Regions from separate parts of the Homo sapiens genome. Here region 2 is linked to region 1. A link is an interaction called in ENCODE POLR2A ChIA-PET data of the cell type or tissue named here. Cell type or tissue: A673. All regions are shown on one strand. Each heading gives the region's core, and the rest is flanking DNA. Links, peaks and the distances in the headings are about the cores only. Region 1 has its middle 40 kb from the start of GPR180. Region 2 has its middle 63 kb from the start of DCT.

Region 1 (2,923 bases), core at 205-2,704:
AAATCTTGGCTGTGCCATTTTTCAACAATTTTCTTATTTGTAATCTGTTTCAGAGCAAACAGTCATTCTTTTAGTACAGGAAAAGGTCCTACAAGATAGAGTGAGAAGTGGCCAGATCTGAGAGATGAGTTCTGATATTAGGAGCTCATGGAATTGTTGTAAAGATTATGTATGGTGCTTGTTCCCACTCAGTGCAATGCTCATTGTTTATAGACCTGAAGGTTTTGTGTAAAATTTTCAGCGAGCCTGATGTTCTTCCTAATCTGTCTGTTCGTGGAGATAATATTTAAATGTGCATGAGATGAAATGTTTGTTTTAAATAATCATACATATGTGGTTAGAACAGAAAGTTAGGTGTGTTTGGGATATGTTCAAGATTCTAATTCACACATGACTGCATTCCAACTTACTCCCACACAAAATAAACTTTTAAATCTCTTGCCTAGCCTGTGAGCCTTATAGATCTTTCAGAAGATTAGTTTTTAAGACTTACTCAGAAGTCAATGTTTGTAAAAGGCTTTTTTTTTTTTTTTTTTTTTTTTTGGCGAGGGGGCCAGGGTAAGTAAGAGACAGATTGTTTCAGTGCAAAGTGGTTTCTTTCTGGGTACACCACAGATTGATCTAACTTATGTTCCTCGTCAAATTAGTAGACTATGTTTTATTTCATTTTGTAAAGACAGCAGCTTTTGTGGAAATAAATGATACCTGGTAGTTGTTAAATTTTAATATTTCCAAACTAACAAGGCTTTTAAATCCCTGTGAATTCTATCTTTGATTGTTCTTCAAAGAATGTAGAGTGGTTCATAGAGTTAACCTGAGAATTCAAGATGGAAAACATTCCTGGCAGAGGAAGGTTGGGTTTTAAACACATAGCAAAAATTACAGATTATGGCTTCTATCTAGATTTTAAGGTCATAGGTCTTTCACCTTTTAAAATATGAATTCCCTTCTAGAGAGCAACATTTCCTGCCAGCTCTTCAGCTTCCAGGAACCCCTCTCTCAGATCCAGCCACTCCTCACTCTATCCAGTGAGAACTCTTCAGTGTGCTAAAAGAATCACTGTTTGCTCCAAACCAGATGTTTCCCTCCAGGGCTCTGCTTTAAGTCGGTAAGGCAATATTTCCTGCCCTTTGTCTTCTCCGTATTTTTCATACTTCTCCTCTTTATCATAATGTTGTTTTAGTTTTTCTGATTCTTGATGATACACCACTGTCAGCTCAAGCTTATGCTGAATTTCAACAGCTGTGACATGTCTAAACTGCATTATCTCGAAAACATTGGCTCTAGTGAAAACTAGAAAGGAGCCAAATTAATAAAACAAAACATTTCAAAGGGTTCCTATGGATACATCCTGAAACTAGGAAGTACATACTGAGTTGAGTTGACTCACTCAGCCTGTAATAGCCTCTTCTACACTGCTGCAGCATTTGTGTACACACTGTATAATACATGCTTCAGGAGAATTGGAGCATCTGATGATTGCAATCACATCACTAAAGGTGCACCTTGTTGCCTATGAAATCCATTCTTAAATGGGTTATTGTGTTTGAAGTGATTTATTACAATCTTTAGAGATAAAATATAAATACCATACTAGGGGTGTGGAAACCAAGGTACAAAATGATATGTTTTATGTAGAGGAGTAATCAGAAAATAATGAGTATGCATTCTAATAAGGGTAAAGTCACTAGAGCAGATTGAAAAGACTTCCTTTTATTGCAAGTTGAACCTGTGCAAAGCTGGACTCAGGCAGTAATAACATGATGCTACGTTCCTTTGCCTCTGGTTTTATGAGATCTTTATGCGTCCAGTGTGACTTTCTTCTTTATATATTCATGTTTTAGTTTTAATATATCTGCCTTGAGTTTGATTTTTTTTTTTTAGGGAGCTTCTGGGCAGGAATGTAAACACTACTGTACAGCCTCTGGGTTATAAGTGGTGGGGGCGGAGGTGGTGGCGGAGGAGGAGTCAGAAAAGGAGGAATAGATTCTGAAGTGAAGATCAGCTTATTTTTTATTTGAAAAGGAAATGCTTTTTATCTCCTTATATATAATGACTTTTTTCTGGGTTATTTGCGTATGCTTGGCCTTTTCTGTTAGTTCTTCATCTTTTTCTTTACACTTGCTAAGAACTGTGCCTACAATGCATATTGAAAATATTTTTCCTGCTTTGTGATTTGCTTTTCAGTTTTTTATATGATTGTTTTGGCATACAGAAATTTAAAGCTTTCATATAATCAAGTATGTGAATATTTTCCTCTGGGGTTCCTGCGTTTGGTTTTCTTCAGTACCCAAGATTCCATCTTCACTGGCATCTGTATACACTAATGCCATGGCTTCAATTGTTACAATCAATCTTTAATCTACTTGGAATTTATTTTTATATAAAACAATAGTTCTTATCCAGGCTATGCATTAGAATCACATGAGAAAAAAAATATTCATGCCTAGATTCCATCCCAGACTAATTTGTCGAGAATCTCTGAGGGTGGGGTGTGGTCACTGTATTGTTTCTGAATTTCTGCAAGTGACTTGAGATGTACAACCAGACTCAAGAACCGCTGTGTAAAGGGTCAGGTAGGGATCCAACATTTTCTTTTTCCAAATTGTTCCAATCCACCCTGCAAAGACATTTTTGAAGAATGCTGATGTACAAATTGCCATGATAAAATAAATGTTAAGTTAAAAAAAAATGAAAACTTCATATATGCCAATACTCTCCAATTCCAACTTTGTGCTACTATATATAGTATTATATAAGAACTGAAAAAATGCAACCAAATCTTGATGATTATCTCAGGGTGGTGGAATTTAGATTTTCTTATTTATCCTTTTCTTCATTTTCCAAATACTCTACAAAGATCATGTTTTACTCTTTGTAATAAGAAAAATTGTAAAAGAATTTTAATATTTAAAAATCAAAG
Region 2 (2,923 bases), core at 261-2,760, 230 kb before region 1:
GCTCTGGGCTGTGAGGCTCCGGGAAGGAGCAGAGGGGAGTGGAGAGTTCTGATGTTCCAGTGACAATGAGAAGGTGCTTGACATTTCCTCCACACTCTCAGCCAGCACGGTTGCCACTCACTCTCCACTTTGCCCCAAGCCTTTATTAACCCAGTATGGAATATGGCAATTTCCTAAGTCATGGTCATTAAAGTAAATACCATTTCTCCCCATAAGGCTCCCTTTAGCTGCTGTGTTCTTCGTGCTTCTTTAGCTCATGATATTTCATGCCAAATATTTTAGAGACAGTGTTCAGAAATTACCAAGCAGCTAGACTGTGAAACGTGATGTTCCCATCCATCGGGAAAAGGAGTCAGACCGCAGGGATGTTGTGTTTTGTATTTGCTTTACATTCATTATACGTTTCTTGCTGAGCCTGCTTTTCCACAAATATTGAAAACTGAGCTGACTAATGACTCTCTATTAACACCAACTCATGTTGGTGATCATGCATCTTTGGGAAGTACTTAATAAATACTATTAAAAGATTTTGCTTTACAGCGATGGCAATCATACCAGATGTGATATTGTGTTGTTAGACAAAGGCAATCTTGAAAAGCTTTCAAGGTAACATTTAAAAAGTAATCCTTTATTAGGTTGCCTAGCAAGATGCCCCATAAGTACTTAAAACCCGTAAGACGGTTGAGCTCAGATAAAGAATGCGTTACCAGATGGAGACAGTAATTACCCTGTCCCCGAACTCTAATTGTATTTACCCTGCCTTTTGCCTACGAAGTTGACAATACAATATCTGGCTTTTCAACTGGAGCACACCATTTCATATTTCCTGCTGGTACACATATATTAATGAATGGGTGCTTTCATTAACAAAAGTGTAAGACAAGAATATTTCAGTCATGCTGTTACACCTACTGCCTGATATAGATCATAAAGGACAAGAATAAAATTTAATTTGCAATAACTCTTTGGAGCTACAGTAATAGCTGCCCAGGAGTTCTTTGTCAGAGCATCTTGGCTTTTCATTAAGTACTCAGCCACTAAATTTTTTTCAATTCTGGCAGAAGCAGCCAGGGAACACTTTGGGAGCTCTATAAAAGGCACTCTCCTAATCTTCAAATCATTGGAAAGACTCTTTAGCATCTGTTAAAATATTTTTCCCTTCTAATCTGCCTGAAACTAACAGGGAGAAAATTCTGAGATGTTTCTTAATTAAGCAGTAAGAAATGGTGACGGGTGGTCTGCACTGACTTAATCACAGTTGTAAAGCATGAAAAAGGAAAAAGAGTTAAGTACCCCTAAATCCTCAGGCATCTGACTTCCCCAAGAATGTGCCTTATTGCTATTAGTAAGAAGTCTTTCCTCAGTTTGAATGAGGGAGATCCAAATGATGTGAAAAAAAAAAACTCAAACTCAAGAAAGAGTGAAGGCTGTGAGTGATGTAGGAAAAAACAAAAAACAAAACAAAAAAAAACACCCAGCAAAGCAAATTTCTACCTTTGGCAAGAGGGGAGGAAAGAGTGATGAAGGCGCCAGTCCTAGGGCAAAGGGCTCTTGCTTCTGTGCAGTTATTACTTAGCCTAGTAGCTTCTGAGTGTGGCCTGCAGGACTGCCTCCTTGACCAAGCAGGTAATGCAATTGCAGCAACTGCAAAGTATGAGGCAACAAGGAAGGTGCTGGCTGCAACTAAGCAGCATGAGCTAGCGCCACCTAAAGGGATTCCTGTGCAATTCCAAGGCATTCATTCCGCACACAGCTGGTAAAGACAGGTCTGAGAGCAAAAATCTCCTTCCCCAAAACCAGTTTGTAACCCCTTTCTTAAAATCACCGTGAATGTGAGAATCTAAACCCTTAACCTACTTGCTAATCCCCATTTTCAAACTAGGACTTAGAGTCCCTACAAACTACTTACTAGCAAATCCTGAGAGCTTACCAGATAAGCATCTCAGGTAAACATTCTATCTATTCAGACCATTGACCCAGGAGATTTTTCCTGCTGCGTTTATTAAAACCCAAGACGAAAAGCAAGAATTAATTCTGGAATAGTCTTTTACACCGTTGATACACTTCTCACATCTGTGAAAATTTTATCCATGTCTCAGTTTGCATAATTGTATTGAATGATCTGTTAAGAACTGTTATAACAGCAAAAACAACAAAAAAATGCTCATTTGTTCTGCCATAATAATTGTCTATTTTATCTGAAGATGGTCAGAATATGCCACCCCAAAATATGCCACTTTCACATAAGAATTATTTTGAGCTGAAGACAATTGAGAAATACCAGACATAAGAGGAATTCTCCCTCCTCCCCATTTTTGCCTAAAAGTAGGGCATAAATTTCCCATTGTAAAGTTGACACAAATTTTTATTTGTAAAGGTGTTCACATCTTCCTTACTAGAAAGAGGAGAGAGCTGTTATTTGCATAACAATCTTACCAAACAACTCTTATCTACTATATATTTTTAGTCACCTTCCCACAACTTACCTCCCCTAGGAGCCCCAATCCCCCTTTCCTTTATCTAGGTCTCCAGAATTTATCACCCTCTGTTAGGATGGTATATAAGCTATCAATTCTAACCAGCCCTCTGAGTTACTCATCAGTGAGTTCTCCCTCATGTCCTACATATACCATGTGTAAATAGGCTCTGGTTTTTTTTCTTCTTTTAACCTGTATTTTATCAGTTTAATTCATAGGCCTGGCACTAAACCTAAGATGATAGAGGAAAAGTTTTTAGCCCCTTACCTATTCTTATAAGAATTATATGAAATAAGTATGCCATACTACCAACTCACTTCATGTTATTTATCATTTCATTTTCCTCCACAAAGAGGCCAAAATCTGGTGGTTTGAAAGACCTCATTAAGTATAGGAATTAAATATAGTACTGGTGTTTTTGTAATTCATTACTTGCAGATTTCATA

The links. ChIA-PET counts read pairs that join two places held together with the same protein. Peaks named below come from ENCODE experiments on the same cell type or tissue, not always from the same donor. Only the 100,000 strongest peaks of a DNase experiment are listed, where the experiment ranks them.
Region 2: POLR2A ChIA-PET joins it to region 1 with 8 read pairs; 2 of 35 experiments call an interaction of 5 or more read pairs at or near these places.

Annotation. Positions count from the first base shown.
Region 1 is chr13:94,640,431-94,643,353 of GRCh38, forward strand. No RefSeq gene overlaps it. Among named protein-coding and RNA genes, the nearest start is that of GPR180, 40 kb to the left of the region's middle. In A673, for the core only: no CTCF peak of the experiment used is centred there; a DNase peak (open chromatin) is centred at 1,191; H3K27ac peaks cover 1,486 bases.
Region 2 is chr13:94,414,972-94,417,894 of GRCh38, forward strand. No RefSeq gene overlaps it. Among named protein-coding and RNA genes, the nearest start is that of DCT, 63 kb to the right of the region's middle. In A673, for the core only: a CTCF peak has its summit at 1,714; a DNase peak (open chromatin) is centred at 1,700.